2 separate regions of the Mus musculus genome follow, and region 1 is linked to region 2. The links are chromatin loops, found by intact Hi-C in ENCODE. Cell type or tissue: left cerebral cortex. All regions are shown on one strand. Links, peaks and the distances in the headings refer to the core of each region. The heading gives the core; the rest is flanking DNA. Region 1 has its middle 14 kb from the start of Myo18a. Region 2 holds the start of Nufip2 (nuclear fragile X mental retardation protein interacting protein 2).

What was found. Hi-C counts contacts between places; a loop is a spot of excess contacts. Peaks named below come from ENCODE experiments on the same cell type or tissue, not always from the same donor. Only the 100,000 strongest peaks of a DNase experiment are listed, where the experiment ranks them.
Region 1: a loop joins it to region 2, with 2.5 times the contacts of the local background. A loop is called at or near these places in 1 of 42 quality-filtered maps.

The regions. Positions count from the first base shown.
Region 1 is chr11:77,758,004-77,769,377 of GRCm38, reverse strand. It overlaps a transcript of Myo18a not described here. Among named protein-coding and RNA genes, the nearest start is that of Myo18a, 14 kb to the left of the region's middle. In left cerebral cortex, for the core only: a CTCF peak has its summit at 6,148 (motif pointing left); DNase peaks (open chromatin) are centred at 4,538, 5,357, 5,871 and 6,144; H3K4me3 peaks cover 2,775 bases; H3K27ac peaks cover 2,626 bases.
Region 2 is chr11:77,680,038-77,691,411 of GRCm38, reverse strand. It overlaps Nufip2 (nuclear fragile X mental retardation protein interacting protein 2), which reads right to left and starts at 5,273. Exons shown (of 4, transcript NM_001024205.2): 1 at 4,905-5,273. The coding sequence starts at 5,184. In left cerebral cortex, for the core only: no CTCF peak of the experiment used is centred there; DNase peaks (open chromatin) are centred at 4,198, 4,391, 4,690, 5,360 and 2 more places; H3K4me3 peaks cover 2,952 bases; H3K27ac peaks cover 2,508 bases.

The sequences.
Region 1 (11,374 bases), core at 3,761-8,760, 77 kb before region 2:
ATGTGGACAGGTGGACGTCAGAGGACAACTTACAGGAGCCATTTCTCTCTTTCTGCTAGGTACGCTCAAGGGAGCAAACTCAGAACTCAGGTCCCAATCTTGGAGGCAAGTGCCTTTGCCTGCTGGGTCATCTCACTGACCCCATGTCTTTCTTTTTGAGTATCAAAAAGGCCAGGCCACTTCTATTATAGAAACAGGAACTGCTTCATGAACTAGTATTTTATCTTTGCACAGGAGCCATGCTAAGGCCTGGATCATTTAACTTTAGTATACATACTGTGAGAGTAAGCCTTGGCATAATGTTCCAGTAGAGTGAATGGGTGGCATCTATGGAATTACTTATATACATTTTTTTTGACCAGTCCATTTTTTTTTATTTTTTTCAATTTTATGTGCATATGTGCACTTACTTGAGTAACAGCATGTATGTGTGGGTACATAAAAAAGACAGAAAAGGGTGGCTGATCCCTTGGAACTGTTGTTACAGTGGTTATGAGCTGCACAGAATTGAACTTAGGTTTCCTAGAAGAGCAACAAGTGCTCTTAACCACAGAGCCACCTCTCCAGCCCTTGCCTGGTCAATTCTACCATGGGTCATCTATAGATAGTCCACACAATGAACATAACTAATCTTTTGTGGCTTTATTTATAATAGCAAATCTATAAACATAAATCACTGGTGAAATTGCTAAATTATAAAGTAACTAGGAAGTTATTAAGAAGAATGAGGTAGGGCCAGGCGGTGGTGGCACATGCCTTTAATCCCAGCACTTGGGAGGCAGAGGCAGGTGGATTTCTGAGTTCGAGGCCAGCCTGGTCTACAAAGTGAGTTCCAGGACAGCCAGGGCTACACAGAGAAACCCTGTCTCAAAAACAAACAAAGGAGCAGGAGGAGGAGGAGGAGGAGGAGGAGGAAGAGGAAGAAGAGGAAGGGGCTATGGGTCTAGCTTAGCATTAGAGTGCTTGTCTAACACACAAGGTCCTAGATTCAGTTCTCCAGGCTGGAAGTGGGAGAGGGGTACATTTGTGTACTGACTAGAAAAATTCTATACTGTTAAATTTTTGTTTGTTTGTTTGTTTGTTTTTGGCTTTTGGAGACAGGGTTTCTCTGTGGAGTCATGGCTGTCCTGGAACTCACTCTGTAGACCAGGCTGGCCTCGAACTCAGAAATCTGCCTGCCTCTGCCTCCCGAGTGCTGGGATTAAAGGCATGCACCACCACTGCCCGGCTCTGTTAAATTTTTTTAAAGGCAACTTGTGAGATAGTATATATTGGTTTTTTTCCCATGTGCATAAGTGTTTTGTTTGTATGTACCTGTAGGCACTGCTAGCATGCCTGGTGCCTACAAAGGCATTCAATCCCCTAGAAATGGAGTTACAGGTTATGAATCACCATGTGAATGAAAAGAACTGAACTCAGGTCCCCTGGAATAGTAGCCAGTGCTCTTAACTACTGAGCTATCTCCCCAAGCCCATGGTACAAAAAAATTGTAATATATGTATGTGTATCTGAATATACACATTTATATTAATATTTTATTTGCATATTCACAGGGGAATATATGCTTTGAGGAAGTGATACAGATTTTAGAAGTCGAAAGATTTGTAATACACACACACACATATATATACATATATATATATGCTTTCAATTATTGCATTTTATTTCTGTGTGTATATGCATACATGCCCCACAGAAACACTGTGGACATAAGGGGAGAGCTAATGGGAGTCAGTTCTCTCCTTCTACCATGTAGGTTCCAGGAATGGAACTCAGGTCATCAGGATTGGCAGCAAGGCCATTTCTCTGGACCATGTTATAAATTCTTACAATGTCAATAATCAGCTAGTAGGGCTGTGTGTGTCCAAGTGTGGGTGAGAAAATGAGTGGAATGGGATTTTTCTACAGAAAACATAAAAATATGTATGTTAAATTATATTTTAATGTAACATTTAACCCTCTCTACATAACCATATAACAAGTCTTTAAAAGTTCTGCAGAGCTAGCTGTATAGCTCAGCGAGCTGTAAAGGGTTTGGCGGGCACCTGTGATAAGCCTGGGTTTGAATGCCAGCCGTGCACCAAAAACAAAACAAAAGGTCCGACTCTAGAGTCAGAGGTGGGATGAATGTCCATTTCAAAAAGTGAAAAAGGGAGTCTTGACCAGGTAGTGAGCAATCCATCGTTATCACAGCAGTAAATAGGATTTGCCACGACCAGTATAAGGCTTGCCCTCTTGTCTTCAAAAACTTTCAGTGACTTCAGCAGCTTTGGGACAGAGTTAAACGGGCCATCCTGCCGCAGGCAAAGCAGAAACTCCAGGAAATGGAAACTACATAGCATTAACCTCCCCAAACTGGGGGCTCTGACTTGGCTGCCATGGATTGATCCTTAGGTCAGTTCCCCAGCCCCCACGCCACCCCACACTCATAAATAAATACAAAGGAAATGCCTTCCGGAGGGGGCCCAGCCTCTTTCCCTTGGCCTCTGACCTCCAGAGCTGTGGTTCCCTCCAGTCCACCGCCCCTCTCCCAGGCCTGCACGCTATGGCGCAGCGCCATGCGGGGTCGCACAGGCTGACCTGGCCCGCGCCCGCCGCGCCCGTCGGTTCTGCTGAGCTCCGCAGCGCCGCGTGACTCACTGTCAGGTCACACGGAGCTTATCTGGGCTCCAGGTGTGCAGGCTTCTCACATGACATCAGCCGGCTCGCCCAGAGCAGCCCAGTAGCCCCGCGGCCCTCTGTGTTTCCTCGCCAGCCGGCCCGCACCGCAGCATCTGCAGCTAGCTCTCCAGCTGCTGCGGAACCCACTCCCACCCACGGCAAGCTGAAAGCTGCGGGCTGAGGAGGACCAGGGCGGGAGAATGCCCAAGGCCCAGCCCTCCCTTTCCAAGTGTCACCTCAGCCTCCAGCGCCTCCTGCCTGCAGCCCAGCCCGCAGCTCAGCCCTGCTACTGCTCTGCAGGCCACCCACCCCGTCTGTGTGACCTTGAGCTAGTGGCATCTCCTCTTAAGACCCAGGGTCTTCCAACAGTAAATCTTCAAGGGCTTGACAGCACAGAACTGGCCCCAAACCTCTCCCTGAAAGAAAATTCAGGTTCAAAGCCCTCTGCCTCAGACTTGCTGTGTGACCTTGAACCCAGCACCAACATCTCTCTGAAAACCAGAAAATAAACTGTACACACACACACACACACACACACACAAATCAGAGTAGTAGAAGTGTTGAAAGACCTGGCAAAGAGAAACCCACCCTCAAGCCCTATAAAATCATCCAAAACTCCAATTATTGAAACAGACATGTCAAGGGAATGTGGATGGGGTTATACAAGTCACACAATTCCTACATCTACAAAGATGAAGCAAGGGGACAAGTGGAGAACACCCACTCGCTACCACCACACTTCCTGTACCCTCTAATTCTGGCTATCTCCGAAAACGCTTTAAAAAATAAAAATAAAAGGCCTCAGTAGAGCCAGTTTAGGGAAAGAAAATGATGACGGGGAGAGGAAGGGGCGTACAGATTTTAAAGCGCCCAGGACCTAACCCAAGGCCCAACTTTTAAGACTTCACTCAGCAGGTCCTGAGTCCTGTGAGGACTTGTCCATCGAGATGCAGGGGATCCCCAGCCCTTGGCTTTGCCCTCCACAGGAGGGCTCACTTACATTGATACTCTGCTTCTAGGCTGTAGTGTCCACTCCAGGGCTTGGGGACAGACTTGTGGTTTGAAGGAGTAAGGACGGCCCTGCTGCCCTGAACTCCTTTGGCACATTAAGTCTGGATGGAGACTTCCGGAGTCCCAGCCCCTCCCTGCTCCACCCCAGCAGGGTGTATTCCCCCTTTCACGTAAACTCAACTCTGCCCTACCCAGTTCACCTTCAGACCTGCTGCTGGAGAACCCTAGACTTTTGGGCCCAATTTTCTAAGACACATGCCCCCCTCAGCTGTTAAAGGGGATCTGGGCAGTCAGCCCAGACCGTCCTGGAGTCAGGAAGGGCACCATCCATACGATGAGGGCTTCTGAGGAGGAAGCCCTCAGACACACAACCTGGGACCTGAGCCAGGCCAGGAGAGAGCAAACAAATGAGACGCCGTATCCTGTGGTCAACCAGCCAAAGTCCGAGCTCTCAAAGGAAGTGTCTATAGCCTGTGACCCTTCCTAACCCCACCCCCACCCCCACCCCCACCATCAGCAACCTTTCCTGGTTCCTACAACACAACAGCTCATTCCAAAGCCATTGTTTTCCTGGAACGGAGGCCCCACTCCAAGTATCCTCAATTCCAAATAGCCAAGCACACCTCCACCCAAGACTATATATAACCAACCAAGTCTTCTTGTCCAACAACCAGGAAGATCCTTCCTGAAAAGCCTCATCACAAAAGGATGGAGAGGAAGCTGAGGAGGTGGACGGTCTTTGTGACAGAGACAAGGAGGCCTGTCAGGAAGCTAGAGACCTCAGGAGAGCAACTTTCAATATCCCCAAATAGAAAGTAGCCCCAGAACCAGAAAGGGTGGGAGCTCCGTTTAGCCAGGCCTATTGCCATGGCAACAGAACACCAACCTGCTCAAAAAAAAAAGGCTCCAGATTTGGTGAGCATAAGCCAAGGCAAGCCTGAATCAGCATCCACTAGACTCATCATCCTGCTAGGGTGGCCATGCCCGCATCCTGGTCCTGGGGTGAACTTTTCCTTCTTTCCAATACTCCCCCAGGGTATCCACTCAACAACCAGAGGAGCACTTTCAGGGCCTCCTCAGCCACGGTTATGTCAGGGTCACAGAAAGGCAAACTCAATCTATGCAAACAAGCCAAGAGCATTAGCGAGATGAACCCTAATTCTATCATTTGTTGAACTACTTGAGGGCAGGAAGGCCCTAGACAGGAGAACCAGCTTCAGGAACTACCTTCCTGCAGTCCCCGCACATTACAAGGCTGACAAACACATGCCTCGTGGGCTAAAAGACCAGGCAAAATAAGTACAAGACCAAGTTGGCTGGCCTCCCTTCCCACCTCCAGCCTCCTCTAGCTCATCCTGGCAGCTGCCTGTCCGGCTAATCAGTAGACACATGTGCCTTGACACAGGGCGATACCCCCACAACAAAGCCCCAACCTGTGGGGTGTCCCTACAGGCCTTATCTCTTCCAGGAGTGTGACCCCACTCCTTGGGCCATGCTGGGTACCAACCTGCGTGCCTCTAGCACAGGGAGGGGCGGGGGCACCTGACCCTACCACCTCCCCTTCCATTGGCGAAACAACTGGCACGGCAGGTTCGCAGGGCGGGGCGTCGGTGCTCTCTCCCAGAAGCCTGGGGCAGACTGCCCTACCTTCCCACACACACCCCACCCCCTGCAGGGAAAGGTGAAGTGGGCAACCATTTACTCCGGGCAGCCTACGCTGCTAAATCCCCTAGCCTGACATTCGCCTACCCTCCAATCATCTGTCCCAAGAGCAGGGGGCCCGAGAAGCAGGGTCTCCATTGTTTTGCCAGCTGTCTAGCAGCTGCTCCTTTGAGAGGAGCCCGCTGTCGGCCTGGCAGTGAAAGGGTGAAGGCCGCTGGCAGGGATAAAGGACTCGGCGGAGGTGCTCGCTTTCCTCACTGTCTTCCTTAGTGCCTCACCCCTTTCGCTTCATTTGGGGGGTCTCGGGCCTAGCCCCGCTATGCCCCCCCGACCCAGTCCCGAGGCTGCAGCCCCCATCCCGCAGCTCTGGGCCACCTGGGTCCTCTAAACCTTCAGCCCTCCCAAGCCGAAGGCCACCCTATCCCGCCGCAGGCGCCCAGACTGCCAGCAAGGGCCCCGCGCTTTCCCTGCCCGCCGCTCCGGATCGGCCCCCACCCGGGCTGTCCAGCGCCGCGGCGCCGCCAGGGACAGAGCCTGGAGTCCGGGCCGCCGTTTCCAGGGGACAGGGAAGGAGCAGGAGCCCGTGGGCCCCGTCGGCCGGCCCGAACTCACCACGCCACCCTCCCGGGCCCGGTTCACCACCGCGGGGCCGCCCCGCACTCACCGGCCGCCGGAGCCCGCCCGGCAGGCAGCAGGAGCGGAGACGCGGCATCCAGCGGCCCCGGCCGGGTCCCGGCTGGAGCGCAGCACCGCGCGGCGCAGCGCCGCCCCCCCGCGCCCGCGCGAGCCGAGCGAACCGAAGGCTGCCCCCTGCTGGCGGCTGGCGGCATAGACGCCGGCCGGTCTGATGCCAGGGCGCGCCGCCAGCCTTGGGCCAAGCTGGAGCCCAGCGCTGCCCAAACACTGTCCGCGATGGACTCCAAGGACCCCGCGGCCATGTCCCAGAGGCCATGCCTGGAGATTTTGTCCGCGCTAGCCGCTGGAGACTGCGGGGCATGTCTGTAATGTGCTGAGTTGCACTGACCAGGGAAGACACCAGAGGGACGCGCTAAATGTTTGGAATTCTACCCAAGGCAGGCACTGGACATTCATGGGCTTGGTCAGGATAGAGCTGTTCAGAGATGTGAATCTTGGTGGCTGCCGCTTCCCAGAGTGGCTCTGCAGAGGCAGAGCCCTGCTGGATGGTGCCAATGGCTAAATCCTAGGGTGGCACTTCCAGAGCTACACCCCAAAGTGGGAAGGAACCGGCTCTCAATGGCTTAGTTTGAGTGAGCCCTGGAAGCTTTAAGAGGTCTGTTTAGCACCCATAGGTCCAACTCCAGACCCCAACACGAGACGGGGGAAGAATTACAAGTTCAAACACCAGCTTGGTGGTGGGAATACAGAATGACACAAGTACAATAAGACAATTTGTTTGTTTGTTTGTTTGTTTTTGAGACAGTTTCTCAGTGTAGCCCTGGCTGTCCTGGAACTCACTCTGTAGACCAGGCTGACCTCAAACTCAGAAAACCACCTGCCTCTGCTTCCCAAGTGCTGGGATTAAAAGCATGAGCCATCACTGCCCGGCTGTAAGATAGTTTCTTAAAAATATAATTCATATTTACACAAATGAATTGAAATCATGTCCACACAAAAACCTGCACATGACTTTCTAACAGCTTCATTCATAATTGCCAAAACATGGAAGTGGCATCTTCAATAGAACATAGCTTCAGGAGGTGGATAAATCACTTCAGTACATCTAGACAATGAAATATTCAAGGCCAAAGAGATATGAGCAACCCAGCCATGGAAAGTTGCAGAGGAGCCTTACTGTATATTACTAGGTGAAAGAAGCCAATCAGAAAGGCTCTAAACTATGTGATTCCCATTATATGTTGTTCTGGAAAGGGCAGAGCTAGTGAGGTTCCTATGGAGATGGTGAAAGATTGTGGTGTCAGGAGCTAGGGTGGAGGTAAGGACAAAGGGTAGAGCACAGGGATTTTTTTTTTTTTTTTAGGGTGGTAAAACTATTCTGTATGATAATTGGTGCACACAAGTCTTGACACATTTTTGGAAACCCATAGACTACATATCACCCATGATGAACCTCAGCTTGTGTGCCTGGGTACTTGCTTGGCTTTACCTCAACTTGACACAGGTTAAAGTCATCTGAGAGGAGTGAGCCTCAATTGAGACAATGCCTCCATAAGATCAGGCTACAGGCAAGCCTGTGGGGTATTTTCTTAATTAGTGTTAATGGGGGAGGGCCCCTTTATCCCTGGGTTGGTGGTCCTGGGTTATATAAGAAAGCAGGCTGAACAAGTCATGGGCAGCAAGCCATGGGCAGTATTCCTCCATGGCCTCTGCATTGGCTCCTGCTTCCAGGTTCCTTCGGTGTCTGAGAAAGAAAGAAAGAAAGGAACAAAGAAAGAAAGAAAGAAAGAAAGAAAGAAAGAAAGAAAGAAAGAAAGAAAGAAAGAAAGAAAGAAAGAGAAAGAAAGAAAGAGAGAGAAAAGAAAGAAGGAGAAGGAAGGAAGGAAGAAAGAAACAGAGTCCCTCTATGCAGCTCTGGCTGGCCTGGAACTCTGTATGTAAACCAGGCTGGTCTGAAACTCGCAGAGATCTCTTGTTTCTGCTTCCTGAGTGCTGGGATTAAAGGTCTGCACCACCATCTCGTCTTGGCCATACACGAATGGAAAAGTAAAACATTTCTCTCCCCTTCGCAGAAAATACCAGAGGAATGTCCCCCACATTACCAAGGGGCCATTTGTGTAATAATTGATTTTGAGATTTATATTGCCTGGGCTGCACTTGAACTTCTGATCTTCCTGTTCCTACCTCCCAAGTGCTGGGTTACTCATGTAGGTCACCATGCCCAGTTTTATGGAAGGCTGGGTTGAGATCAAATCCTGGTTTTCATGCATGCCAGGCAAGCATACTAAGAACTGGGCTATACTCCAGCCTTCCTGTTCTCTTCTGTCCTTCCTTCTATTCTTCCTTCCTTCCTTCCTTCCTTCCTTCCTTCCTTCCTTCCTTCTCCTCTTTTCTTTCTTTCTTTCTTTCCTTCTTTCTTTCTTTCTTTCTTTCTTTCTTTCTTTCTTTCTTCCTTCCTTCCTTCCTTTCTTTCTTTCTCTCTTTGTGATAGGGTCCTGCTACACAGCTCTGCCCTCAGCCTCTAGAGTACTGAGATTGCAGACATGAACCACCATACCCATTTCATTTTTTAACGATTTTTTTCTATGCTTCTAAGATAATCTGACTTTGGTAGGGCCAAGGGAGAAACAAACAAGATAATATAAAAATCCCTTACATCAGCTGACCCCTTAGTGTGGGTCAGACACAAGGCTGACTCCTTGATAGAATTGTCTCATTTAATCTCCACAATTGAGGGAGTTGTTATTATTATTATTTCCAATTTACGGGTTAGAAACCAGGTTTCTGAAAGCTGAGCCACCCACCCAGGGCCATGTGTCTAACAGGTAACAGATCTGAGCACTTGCTCAGAACTACTGAGATGAATTGCATCCTGAGAGTTTTTCAGTGACTCGTAGCTGGGCTTTGGGACCACACAGAGAGGATGCTTGACTCTCTCAGCTGCCAGCAAGCTCCTTACCCTCTCCAAACCTCAGTCTCCTCCTCATCTATAAAGTAGAGATGATAATAGTGCTTAGCTCAGTTCTGAAGGCTGGGAGAAGATTAAATGAATAAATTCAATTAAAGCAATTAGCCCAGGACTTGAAATGTGGTACGTGGTTAGCTATTATTAGTCTCTCTGGACCTCTATTTCCTCATCTGTAAAATGGGAAGTGCTACTAACACGTACATGCTAGAGTCAGTGTGAGGCTTAGGAGACGGCCAGTGTAGAACTCACAGAGTGACTATCATGCTATGCCCCTTCAGAAAGAACGAAGATGGGGTCTGTAGCCTTCAATACTTGGGAGACTGAAGGGACATCCCTGGAGCCCAAGAGTTTGAGGCCAGCCTGGGCAAATGGTAAGTAAGACTGACTTTAAAGCAAATAACAACAACAAACCCTTGCGTATCAAGAGATTCAACTGTAAAATATTACTATTATTACTTTATGTGTGGGGGTGTTTTATTTGCATGTACACCTTGTGCTTGTAGTACCCACGGAGGCCAGAAGACGTCAGATTCCCTAAAACAGGAGTTACAGATGGTTGTGAGCTGCAATGTGGGTGCTGGAAATCAAACCCAGGTCCTCTGGAAAAGTAACCAGTGTTCTTAACCACTGAGCCATCTCTGCAGGCCCTCAAAGTTTTGTGTTCATTTTAGGAACACAGGTGAAGCTAGGTATGGTGGGACATCCCTGGAATTCCAGCTTTTGGGAGGCTGAAACACAAGGATCAGGATCGTTGCAAGTTCAAAGCCAGCTGAATAAGACACTAACCTAGCTAACACACACACACACACAAATAAAAAAGCTGGGTGTTGTGGTATAACTCCTTAAGCTAGCATTTGGGAGACAAAGGCAGGCTGATCTCTAAGATCACAAGTCCAGCTTTGTCTCCATATGAGGTTGCAAGCCAACCCGGGATACATAGTGAGACCCTGACTTGAAAATAAAACACAAAAACGTTTTGTTTGGGAATATTTAGAAAAATACAAATGTAAGCAAAGTAATATGACAAACCTAAACCTGTAGGTTCCTGTCTCAACTTCAGTAGTTACCATTTGCTTGTTTGCTTAGAGTCAGGTGGGGGCGGGGGGATGTTTTCATAAGATTTATTTTTATTTATTTGGTTGGCTGATTGGTTTGGTTTTTTTGAGACAGGCTTTGTCTGGGTAGTCCTGGCTGACCTGGAACTCACTCTGTAGACCAGGCTGGCCTCGAACTCAAAGATCTGTCTTCCTCTGCTTCCTGAGTACTGGGATTAAAGGCGTGCGCCTCCGCCGCCACCACCACCTAATCTAAGATTTCATTTTATTTATGTGCATGTGTATGTATCTGCATGAGCATATGCCATATGTGTGTGGGTGTTGGGTCCTTTGGAGCTGGAGTTACAGTCAGTTGGAAGCTGCCCTACGTGGATGCTAGAAACTTGACTTAGGTTGAGGTATGGCCAGTATTCTTAACCACTGAGCTATCTTTCCAGCCCACGTTTACTTTTGAGACAGAATTACATATAGCCCAGGCCAGCCTCAAATTCACCATAACTGAGGATGGCCTTGATCTATGTTCTTATCCTCCCATGGCCACCTCCCCATGCTGGGGTTACAGGCATGTGCCACTCTGATGTGGCATCTAAATTGGCTGTAATTAATTAAATTAGCATAATGAGCTGAGCCCCTAATCCATGTATCCCCTGCAAGACACACTCTTACCACGCCCCTGGTCCTACCCCTCCTACAGACTCAGATGAATTGCCCAGTTGGAGACCCCGAGCGCAAGCAACCCAGCGGGATAGGCTGACCTGACGTGACTCACAGCAGCTCCTCAGGACAGGCTGAACTGTTCAAGACCACAACAGGGGTAAGTCACAGGACCATGTGTGACTAGTTATGAAGTGGACCAGACCTGGGGCCTCAGAGGGGGGAAAAAAAGGGCCAGGAGACAAAAGGGTAGGGCAGGGGCTTCCCAGAAAGAGGGCATCTGGCACCTAAGAGCCTCACGCGGGCTAGCCGGGCACTCCCATGGGACCCCCTCCAGCTTCTCCGGCCTCCTGAGGAGTGTGTGCACCTGGTACTTGCCTTCCTTTATTTAATCTTTGCAACAGTAGCATTGTGAAATTCCTTTTACACTTGGGGAGAGTGTTCCCCAAATGCCAGATACCTAAGGCAATACAGCCAGTCAGTGTGGGCAGGTGTGCAGGCTAGAGGTTAGTGTCAGGTGTCTTCCTCAATCGCCCTCCTCCACCTTGCTTTTGGAGACAAGAACTAATTTTTTTTCTTTTGTTTTGTTTTGTTTTGTTTTGTTTTTCAAGACAGGGTTTCTTTGTGTAGCCCTGGCTGTCCTGGAACTCACTCTGTAGACCAGGCTGGCCTTGAACTCAGAAATTCGCCTGCCTTTGCCTCCCAAGTGCTGGGATTAAAGGTGTGC
Region 2 (11,374 bases), core at 3,201-8,200:
AAACTTTATGTAAAGAAACTTTTACAGATTATGATACAGGGTTCAATGTCTAGGCAGAGGCAGACCTAGGACACAACTCATATCAGGTCCATCTTCTGGGCCAGTAGCCAGAATTAACTAGAAAGATCAGGACCTTTCAAGCAGCATGCCATAATCTCCTCTAAATTATCTAAACAGAATAAACCTTATGAATTATATCAATGAGTCTGCTAGAAAAACTGAAGCAAGATGATTATTGCATGATTGAAGCCTTCCTGAGCTACAGGGTGGAACCCTGTCTCACACACTATTTAGAATCAGTGCTACTTCAGATACAATAACCTGTAAAAGGAAAATAAAAATAAGGCTGTGGCCTTTGTCTCCCTTGTATGACCACTGAACTCAATCCCTAGTACTGAACCTCCCTGTACCCCCAAAGAGTATACTGAGGGCTAAAAGTGACTAGTTGCCAATGAATTTCAGACAAAGCCATAAGACCTGTGGACTTTTCCTCTTCTGGGATGACTAAAGATAGCTACAGTGTACTTACATATAATACAGAAACCTTAAAAACAAACAAACAAACAAAAAACCCAGCATACCATAAAACATGAAACAAAAATATGTAGTAACCCTTAAGACTCATTCTCAGCCAGGCCTCTTTATGCACGCCTTTAATCCCAGCACTTGGGAGTCAGAAGCAGGTGGATTTCTGAGTTCAAAGCCAGCCTGGGCTACAGAGTGAGTTCCAGGACAGCCAGGGCTACACAGAGAAACCCTGTCTTGGGGAAAAAAAAAAAAAAAAAAAAGACTCATTCTCTTACTTTTAGCTTCTACTTGGTTGTTAAAGCACCAGGAGAGAAAATGTTAACATCCAGGTCACAGAGTAACAGAACTAGGAATCTGTCTAGGACACATAATTTCCTACCTGCTTCCAACACTTTCATGCTCACAAAACTACAATGAAATGAATTTAGTATCCTAAAGCAGTCAAGTACTTGAACATAGACTTCTTTTTACAACTAACATTTGTTTTGTTTTGTTTTTAAGAAAATCATGTTTTTCTGTGTAGCCCTGACTGTGCTGGAATGCAAAATCACTGAGCTCAGAGATCCTCCTGCTTCTGCCTCCCAAGTGCTGGGATTAAAGGCGTGTGCCACCACTGATCAGCTTACAATTAATTATCTCTTATTAGAAGTGATTTACTGGGGGGCTGGAGAGATGGCTCAGCGGTTAAGAGCACTGACTGCTCTTCCAAAAGTCCTGAGTTCAAATCCCAGAAAACACATGGTGGCTCACAACCATCTGTAATGAGATCTGACTCCCTCTTTTGGAGTTGTCAGAAGACAACTACAGTGTTCTTACATAGAATAAATAAATAAATCTTTTTTAAAAAGTGATTTACTGGTTAAATCACAGCTTTCTACTCACTAATAAAATAGCAATTAGTTTTATCAATTGTTTTATGACCTCAAAAGACCTTTGGGAAACCCTCAATTCTAACAATAATCAAACAACAAATACTTTTCTTCTGTATGAACTTCCAGAAAAGAACACAGTTGCACAAAAACCAACTATAGACAATATTTTTTGTTTGTTTGACATAGGATTTCTGTGTACCCCTAGCCACCCTGGAACTCACTGAGTTTTGCCTGCCTCTGCCTCCCAATACTGGAATTAAAGATGTGTGCAGCCACTGCCCTGCATCAGAAACAAACATACTGCCATGTATCAAGTTCAATTCTCAACCCTTAGTAGTTAGGAAAAAATTAATTCCATATTCCCAGCATTACATTACCATTTTTCTAAAAACTGACAAAAATAGTATGTGGTTTTGTTTTCTATAACATTTTCTTTTAAAAAATGCAAAATGTTAAGCCAAGTCTAGATATGTATCCCTGAAATTTTGTCTCAAACAAAAACAAAAATTAGGGGCAGGGAGACCCAAATCAATAGATTTGCCTGGACCAAAGGCAACCAAGGAAAGAACTACTTTACCATCTACTATAAGTTAAGCAATACCTGTATCTTCTGGCTCATTAATCATAATTATATATATATATATGTGTATATATATATATATATATATATATATATATACATACATATATATATATTAAAAGGTGGGCAAGCCGGGTGTGGTGGCACATGCCTTTAATCCCAGCACTTAGGTGAGGCAGAAGCAGGTGGATTTCTGAGTTCGAGGCCAGCCTGGTCTACAGAGTGAGTTCCAGGACAGCCAGGGCTATACAGAAGCCCTGTCTCTGAAAATTAAGAAAACAAACAAACAAACAAACAAAAATTCACTTAACTACATATTTGTCTCCCTATGGCCTTGACATGCACTAAGTATGATAAGTACCTTTTAAAGCTTAGATATTTAAGAAAAATGTGAAGATGGTAGTTATTACAGAAAGCAATTAAAGAATCCCTGTGTCTTTATTATTTAGGGTGCCATGAGAACTCCACTTCAAATGGACTCAGCAAAACTTGAGTCCCAAATAAATCTAGCTTTTAGATTTGACACTGCAATTACTCAACATGTTTTGTCTCCTGTGCCCTCTTCTGGATCCAGAAAACCAGTTTCTCATAGCTTTGGAAGTAATGGTTCATAAAAACTTGTTAAGTATTTCCCTAGCATTTTCTAGATTTTTTAGCACAGTACCCAACGACCAAACCACATACGGGAAAGCCGCTGAGCCCAACTGTTAATAACCTCTAAATTTCCTAAACCCAGTTCCCTCCTCATTCTTCATCCCAGGTTAAGACACATTGTGAGGAGGGCCACCTTCAATGAATGGTTCAGGGTCTGCCTTTCTATGCAGTGAGGAGCCCTGTGGGGAATACATAAACCTCATAAAAGACAAATTCTGAATCTGTGAACAATACCACTGGGCAACCTTGATACTTTCTCACCTCATGAAAAGCAAAACTAATACAGTTACATAATTCCTAAGTTTCTAGGCTGCTGTAAATCCTTACAATTAAACACTTCTGCTCTATCATCAGTCCCTACTACCCTACAAAAGAAAATCTGATATCCACTCAGCTCTGCCTTCAAAGTTATATTGTCTACAGTAAGTTTTTCACCAGTAACTTACTTGTATTACTTGAAAGACTAAGTTTAACACTTCTTTCTTCATTCCCTTTTCAGTTAAAAACAAAACAAAACAAAACAAAACGTGTGAATATATAAACTTTGATGCTTATTTTAAGTAGCTCAAGGCTCCACATTTAATGTTAAATAATACTCAGTTAGGGGATGGAAGTCGGTTTTAAAATGCACCAAAACGCCTCTTAACCACCAAAAAGGTCTTGTCCAAGGTAAAGGGCTGGTGACAACCACATGGACAAGTCACTTCCAGTTCATAGTTAAAGAAACAGGAAAGCCAAAACTGCCCGTGTTGTCCCACCCATTAGAGCATCGGATTAATCCCTCCCACAAAGTCACTACCCAGCTCAGAAGTTTAGGTGTTCGGTGGAAAACGAATGGAACAAAGTTTGAGAGGTTGTTCCCCAACCCCCCCCCATTTTTTTTTTTTTTTTTTGGGTAGGAAATGCGCTGCTATAAAGAAAAAAGGCCTAAGTGAAAAAGCCTCCGAGGCGGAGTCGTGAGCGAACCTGGCAGGAGATGAGATTCCTGTGGCAGAGAAACTCGTGACCCGGGAGCTTGGTTCCCGCTGGGTACCCCACCCGGCCTCAGGCACCGCCTCTCCCCAAAACGAATCCCCCTCGCCCCTCGCAGGCCAGCGGAACGCTACGGCCACGGCCGCCGCCCGGGCCTCCTTCCCCCTTCAAGCTCCTCTTCAAGGCCCGCTCCCCGCCCGCGCCTCCCGCCGCACCCGGGAGCGGGAAACGCGGCCGTCGGGCGCGCGGGGCCACGGTGCAGGCCGCTCCCCTCGTGGCCGCTTCCCTCCCCCACCCCAACCGCCCCCGCCCCTCACCCCAGGGACCCGCCCGGGGCCGCGCGGCCGCCACCGGGTTACACAACCCCGGCGCGGCGCGGCGCGGAGGGGGAGGGGCGGCGGGCGGCGGCCGCCCGCAGTGCGGGGGGGACCCGGAAAAGGGCCGCAGAGGGTCCCGGGGCAGCCGGGCCGGCGTGCCGTGTGGCCTTCGGCACCCTTCCCCCTCCGCTCCTCCGCCGGCCGGAGTCGGTGACAGGAATCAGCTTCCAACATGGCGGACAGGAAGCGGCCCCGCGAGGAGGAGAGAACATTCCAGCCTCGCCGGCTCCGAGGCGAGCGGGCCAGGGGCGCCGGCCTGCGGAGAAGCCCTCGCGGACAGACAACGGGGTCCGGACGCGCAAGACGGGCGTTTAGGGGTGGAAATGACCCGAGGGACGATAGGGTCCCCCACACACCCAGACGGCAAACCCCAAGGCCACAGGTGGGCTCGGGGCGGCGGGTGAGCGAGGACGCTTCCTCAACTTAGCCCTCAGCCCCGCTCGTCGCCGCCTGCAAGCGGCTCTCGCGACACCACCCGCATCAGGATGGATTCACTAGGCCTGAATTACATACACCTCGGGGGAATTTTTTATTTTATTTTTTTAGGGCGGCTGAGTTTCACCCCCTTCTTAGGGGCCCCCACATTCAGGCAACTCCAGGGCCCGCACTAGAGGGGAAAAAGAAGATGAAGGCTGGACTTCCAAGGCCGAGGGCACAGCTCTGCCTCCGGCCGGCCGGGGCGGGGACCGAGGAAGGTCACGCCGGCCTGGCTGGGCCTCTCCCATGCTAAAGGGAAGGAGAGGGCGCTGCAATCCCCACCTCGCGGCCCGGCCCGCGCCCGGGAAGAATGGAAGGGGGCATCCCCGGCCCGGCGGGACGCACACCCGGACCGGGTCCGCGCTTTTCCCATCTAGCCCCACCCCCATCGCTTCCCCCCCCTCCAATCCAGTCCCCCTTCCCCCACCGCCCTCCCTCTCAGACCTGTTTTCTTCTTCGGCGTTTCCTGGTGCTGCTGGAGGGTGTGTTTCTGCTCATGTTTCAGCGGCTTGGGCTGGGCCTTGGGGCTGCCCTCGGCTCCATGCTGCAGGTATTGGTGAGGCTGCTGGTGATGGTGGTGGTGGTGGTGGTTGTGGCTGTGGTTGTAGAAATAATAATGGTGGTGGTGGTGCGACTGCTGCTGCTGCTGCTGCTGGGGATGATGGTGCGGATGGTGGTGGCTGTGATGGTGCTGAGGCTGTGGCTGGCCGGGCTTCTCCTCCATTGAAAGCGGCTGGGACTCCCTGGCTGAGGCTGCGGGCTGCTGCACCGTCAGGATCTGAGACTGCTTCTCCGCGCTCGCTCGGTATATCTGAGCGCGTCTCGCCAGCGCACTGGTTAAGCGAGAGGATCTGCGAGATTGGCAGCCGTGCTCCAGCAATGAGGAGCCACGCTGCGCGTCAAGCCCCGCCCCTAGCTCAAATCCTCTTCCCTTCCCCTTCGCCACCGCCGCCTGGCCAACGCCACTTACCCTATGCAACCTCACAGGGCCGGGCCTTCAACGTCAGCATTATGGCTCTCTCTTCTATCGCTTTCTCTCCTTCACCACGCAGTTAGCGAACAGCACTTTCTACACTCCTCACACCGAGCAAGCTGATGTCGAGTGTAGCAGATTCCACTGACGATTCTACTGGCGCTAGGAGCCATCTGTTGGTTTTGCACCTCCTAGAATGTGTTGGGTTGTGAGTGTGTGTGTGTGTGTGTGTGTGTGTGTGTGTTTAATTCTTTTCCGGGTAGCCAGAGAGGAAAGCTCAATTTCCTTAACCCTTAAACCACGAAGGGGGCAATTCAAAAAAGAGGAAATAAATACATTTTTAAGAATACAAGAGCTTCACAACTCGATAGATCGTTTTCGTATTCTGGATTCATTTTGCTTTGTATTCATATGCTAATCTCTTCCTTTCCACGGAGGGATTATAGGGTTCCACAATAGGGTATCTGTGTAATTTTCTAAAAGGGGACAAAGGGCTTAAATCATTGTTTCTTTGTAGTTGAAAGCAAGAGAGAGGGAGGAATGAAAAAAATCTACACTGAAGTTTTTTGGGTGTTTTTGTTGTTTTTTTAATCAAACACTGCAGGTGAGGTCAACTATGGAACCAAAATAGATTTTAGACTAAGACTTTCAAAAGTGAAATAAAGGAGAAAGGAACCCTTTAAAAGTTCTTAAGGTTTGGGTTTTTAAAACATTTTTGTATTAAATTTAAGGAAAACATTGAAATGTAAAGGTGTATTTGCAATTTATGCTGTTAATTTAACCTGTTATGATAGGAAGAAGGTTGTGATAAGCACAGACACGGGGTACCCTCGAAATATATATTTGGGGGACTTGGCTAGGAGTTTTGTTTGTTTTGGACTGGTTTGTTTTTGAAACAGACTATGTAAACCTGATTGGCTTGGAACTACCTAAGTAGAAGTGTCTGGCCAACTAAGAGATTCCCCCTGTTTCTGCCTCATGAATGCTGGGATTAAAGTCCTACACACACCAGCATACCCCAGCCAATGTGCTATTGCTATTACATGAATAATTGCTTTAAAATTCATTAAATTAGATATACATTTGTCTATGTATTATAAGGGATTTTTTTTTTTTTTGGTACAGCCCTGGCTGTCCTGGAACTCACTCCTGTAGACCAGGCTGGCCTCTGCCTTCCAAGTGCTGGGATTAAAGGCATGCCCCACCATCACTGCCCTCCCCCCAAGGGAAAATTTAAATGTAAAGTTTACCATCTTACTTTGTATTTGTTTTGTTGTTTTGTCTTTGTTTGTTTGTTTGTTTGTTTGTTTTTGATCTTCCTCTGTATCTCTGACTGGCCTGTTATTCACTATGTAGCCCAGGCTAGCTTCAAATTGTTTCAGTCCCCCTCACAAATACTGTCATTGCAGGCACTAGAACCTATATCTCTTGAAACCCCATACCTTTTCAATGATAAAGCCCTTAAGGCTGGAGGAATAGGTCAGCTGTTAAAAGCAGCGTTTTCTGCTCTTGCAAAGGACCAGAGTTCAATGCTGAGCACTCACACAGCAGCAGCATGATCATCCATAGCTCTAGTTCTGGGGGCCCAACTTCCCTTCTGAAGTCCAAGGGCACCAGACACACACGTGGTACACATAATTAGGTGTATTTTGTATGTGTGATTTTTTTTTTTATCCCCATGTGTATATGTTCACCATGTGTATGCCTGGTGCCTGCTAAAGTCAGAAGAGCTTTGTCAGGTCCCTTACATGTGGCATTAAGAATGGTTGTGATCCCAGTACTCGGGAGGCAGAGGCAGGCTGATTTCTGAGTTGGAGGCCAGCCTGGTCTACAGAGTGAGTTCCAGGACAGCCAGGGCTACACAGAGAAACCCTGCCTCAAAAAGCAAAGACAAACAAACAAACAAAAAGAATGGTTAGGATCACTGTGTGGGGCTGGGAACTAAACTTGAGTCTTCTGCAAGAGCAACAAGAAGTCTCAGCCACTGAGTCATCTCTTCAGCCCTGTTTTAATTATTCATTTCTGTTTGCTTAGCATTTATTGTTTTGGTTTTTTGTTTTGTTTTGTTTTGTTTTGTCAGAGTCTCTTATAGCATAGACTAACATCCAACTCACTTTCAGTCAAGGATGAGCTTGAACTTTCGATCCTTCTACCTCCCACATGTTGGTATTTCAAGTGTGTGCTACCATAATGTCTTTAAGATGTATTCATATTACGTTACATGAATAAAAAGGTCTTTCCTTTTTTTATGACTAAATATTTCATGGTGAGTAAGTATGCTTTGGGAAGGTATATATACAACATTTTTTGTTATGAATTTATTTGATAATAGGTATGTATTTTATAGCTTTTACAGTGTGACTGGAAAAGTAGAGATGGCAGTTGTCGATGAGTTTGTGGCCAGCCTAGTCTATGTAGCTGAGGTAAGGCTAGCCAGGGCTGCCTAATAAGACTCATTAAATTAAACAAGTGTTCTTTGACTCTGTGTGTGTGTGTGTGTGTGTGTGTGTGTGTGTGTGCAGTGCCCTTAGAGACCAGACAAGTAGGATACCCTAGAACTAGAGTTATTGATAGCTGTGATCTACTCTTATTGAGAACTAAACTCAGATCATCTACCAGAGCAGACAGTGCTCTTAAATACTGAGCCATCAGGGCTGGAGAAATGGCTCAGTGGCTGAGAGCACTGACTGCTCTTTCAGAGGTCCTGAGTTCAATTTCCAGCAACCACGTGGTAGCTAGTATCTGTTTTTTTCTTCCCTTTTCTCTCTTCCTTTCTCTTCTTTCTGCCTTTCTTTCTTTCTTTCTTTCTTTCTTTCTTTCTTTCTTTCTTTCTTTCTTTCTTCCTTCCTTCCTTCCTTCCTTCCTTCCTTCCTTCCTTCCTTCCTTCCTTTTTGTTGGGGAGTAGAGGAGTGGTTTTTGGCTTTTTGTTTGTTGAGACAGGGTTTCTCTGTGTAGCTCTAGATATCCTGGAACTCACTATGTAGACCAGCCTGGCCTTGAGCTCAGAAATCAGCCTGCCTCTGCCTTCAAAGGAATGCGCCACTACTGTAGGGTGATATTTTTCAGTATGTAATATTTGAAGATATAATATAAATATTTTTTCTTTTTATAAAAATAGTGGGGTTGGAGAGATGGCTCAGCAGTTAAGAGGACTGACTGCTCTTCCAGAGGTCCTGAGTTCAATTCCCAGCAACCACATGGTGGCTTACAATCATCTGTGATAGGATCCAATGCCCTCTTCTGGTGTGTGTCTCAAGACAGCTGTGGTGTACTCATATAAAATAAACAAACAAACAAATAATCTTTTTAAAAAATGTGTGTCTTATGGGTGTTTTGTGTGCATGTCTGGGTACCACATGTGTGTCTGGTGCCTCAGAGACCATAGGAAATGATCAGATACTTTAGAACTGGAGTTATAGATTTTTGTGAACTACTAGGTGGATGCAGGAATAGAATCCCTGGCACTTTACAAGAAACCATTCTCTCAACCACTGATCCATCTCTCCAGGCCCAGAATATTTTTTTTTTTTCTTAATGAGAGCCATCTTAAACCTGAATCCTTCCCTATTAAAATGTTACTAACATTTTGAGATTTGACTTAGCAGTATAACCTCAGGTCCTACATGGCCTTTTATGGTCTTCATCCCAGCACTATGAAGGCTGAGACAAGATGATGAGTACAACGTTGAGGACAGCCTGGGTTACATAATGAGTTACAGGCCAGCCAAGGCTACAGAGTGAGACCCTGTCCCAAAGGATGGGGAAAAAATATGAAAGCAAAAAAACAAAAACAGGCCAGCCTGGTCTACACACTGAGTTCCAGGACAGCCAGGGCTACACAGAGAAACCCTGTCTTAAAAAATTAAAGAAAAAAAAAAAATGGACTGGAAAGATGGCTCACTGGTTAGGAACACTGACTGCTCTTCCAGAGGTACTGAGTTCAATTCCCAGCAACCACATGGTGGCTCACAACCACCTGTAATGGGATCCAAAACTGTCTTCTGATGTGTCTGAAGACAGTGACAGTGTACTCATATACATAAAATAAGTAAATAAATCTAAAACGAAACAATAGAAAACCTGCACAACAACAAAATCAAAGTCACAATTTTTATCTATAGGGCATGACTGCATATAAAAAAGTAATGCGAAGGGAAGCTGAAAAATAAAAACAAAATCTGTTTAACTGTTACATTTGAAAATACTTATTGGGGCTGGAGAGATGGCTCAGAGATTAAGAGCACTGACTGCCTTTCCAAAGGTCCTGAGTTCAAATCCCAGCAACCACATGGTGGCTCACAACCATCCATAATGAGATCTGATGCCCTCTTCTGGTGTGTCTGAAGACAGCTACAGTGTACTTAGATGTAATAATAAATAAATCTTTTTTAAAAAATTAAATTAAAAAACCAAAAATACTTATTGAACAGCTTCTATTTGTTGCTTTTTTTTTTTTTTTTTTTTTTTTTTTTTTGGTGTGCCAGGGGGTGTTGTTATTGTGAAATAGGGTCTCATTATTGTAACCACAGATGGCCTGAAACTCACAGAACTTTACCTGCCTCTGCCTCCTGACTGCTGGGATTAAAGGTCACCACAGTCAGCATGTTTAGATTTTTTTATTGGAGACCAGTCCCAGTAGCCTGAAGCCCACTGTGTAGCCAAGGTTGTCCTTGAATGCATTATTCCTTGTCTCCACCCTCTAAGTGCAGGTATTCCAGGCAGGGCTCATCACACTTGGCTAATTAGTGAACATTTTCTCTTTACCAGCAATTATGTGCTTTTTTGGAATTTTGCTGTTTCTCTTTGTACAGTTTGGGAGATTAAGCAGGGTTGCAAGACTACAATTATCAAATGAAAATCACTACTCAAACACCTTATTTTACATGTGCCTTTATGCTTTTATGTTGGGTACCATTGCAATTTTGTTTGTTTGTTTGTTTTTTTTGAGACAGGGTTTCTCTGTATAGTCCTGGATGTCCTGGAACTCACTTTGTAGACCAGGCTGGCCTCTGCCTCCTGAGTGCTGGGATTAAAGGCCTGTGCTACTATGTCTGGCTAGTTCCTGCAACTCTGCATCCCTGATATAGACATAGATAAATTTTATATCAGAACTGAGATGGAATTCTTTTCTGTTCCACTTTTCCCTTGTTTGGGCCGATTACTAAGCCCCTCTAAAATTTTTCATCCGAAAACCTAATTCATGGGTTTTAATGAGGTAGGTTTAAATAAAGTTGCTAACAAATACTTTTTAAAAATAATTTACTTCTATTTTATGTAAATTGGTTTTTTTGACTACATGTATGTCTGTGTGAGGGTGTCAGATTCCCTGGGAACAGGAGTTAAGGACATGTGGGCACTGGGCCTCTAGAAGAGCAGCCAGTACTCTTAACGGCTGAGCCATCTTCCCAGCCCCCACTAACAAATACTTCTAATGTCAGTAAATGATACTGTTTTAAATATTGATGCTACAAAATGATGTATTTTATATGTTGTGGTCTGTATTCCACCACAGCCACTACCACTACCACCTCAACCCCTGCCTCAAGGAAGGGTCTTCTTCCTATTTTATCCAAACTGGTTTTGAATATCTGTGCTCAGTTTGGAACTAACTTTGTCTCCCAGGCTTTTGTGTGTTTAAAGCTGGTTGTCAGCATGTGGTACCATTGATTGGCCTTTGACTCTTTAGGAAGTGGAACCGAGTAAAAGGAAGTGTGGTTGTCTTAGTTAGAGTTACTATTGTTGTGATGATATACTGTGAACAAAAGCAGCTTAAGAAGGAAAGGGTTTACATATCCTGAATCACGTTCCACTGAGAGAAGCAGAGGCAGGAACCAGGAGGCTGGAGCTGTTGCAGAGGCCCTGGAAGGTGCTGCTTGCAAGCTTGCTCCTCATCTTGGCTTGCTCAAACTGCTCTGTTGTGTGATTGGTTGGTTAGTTGGTT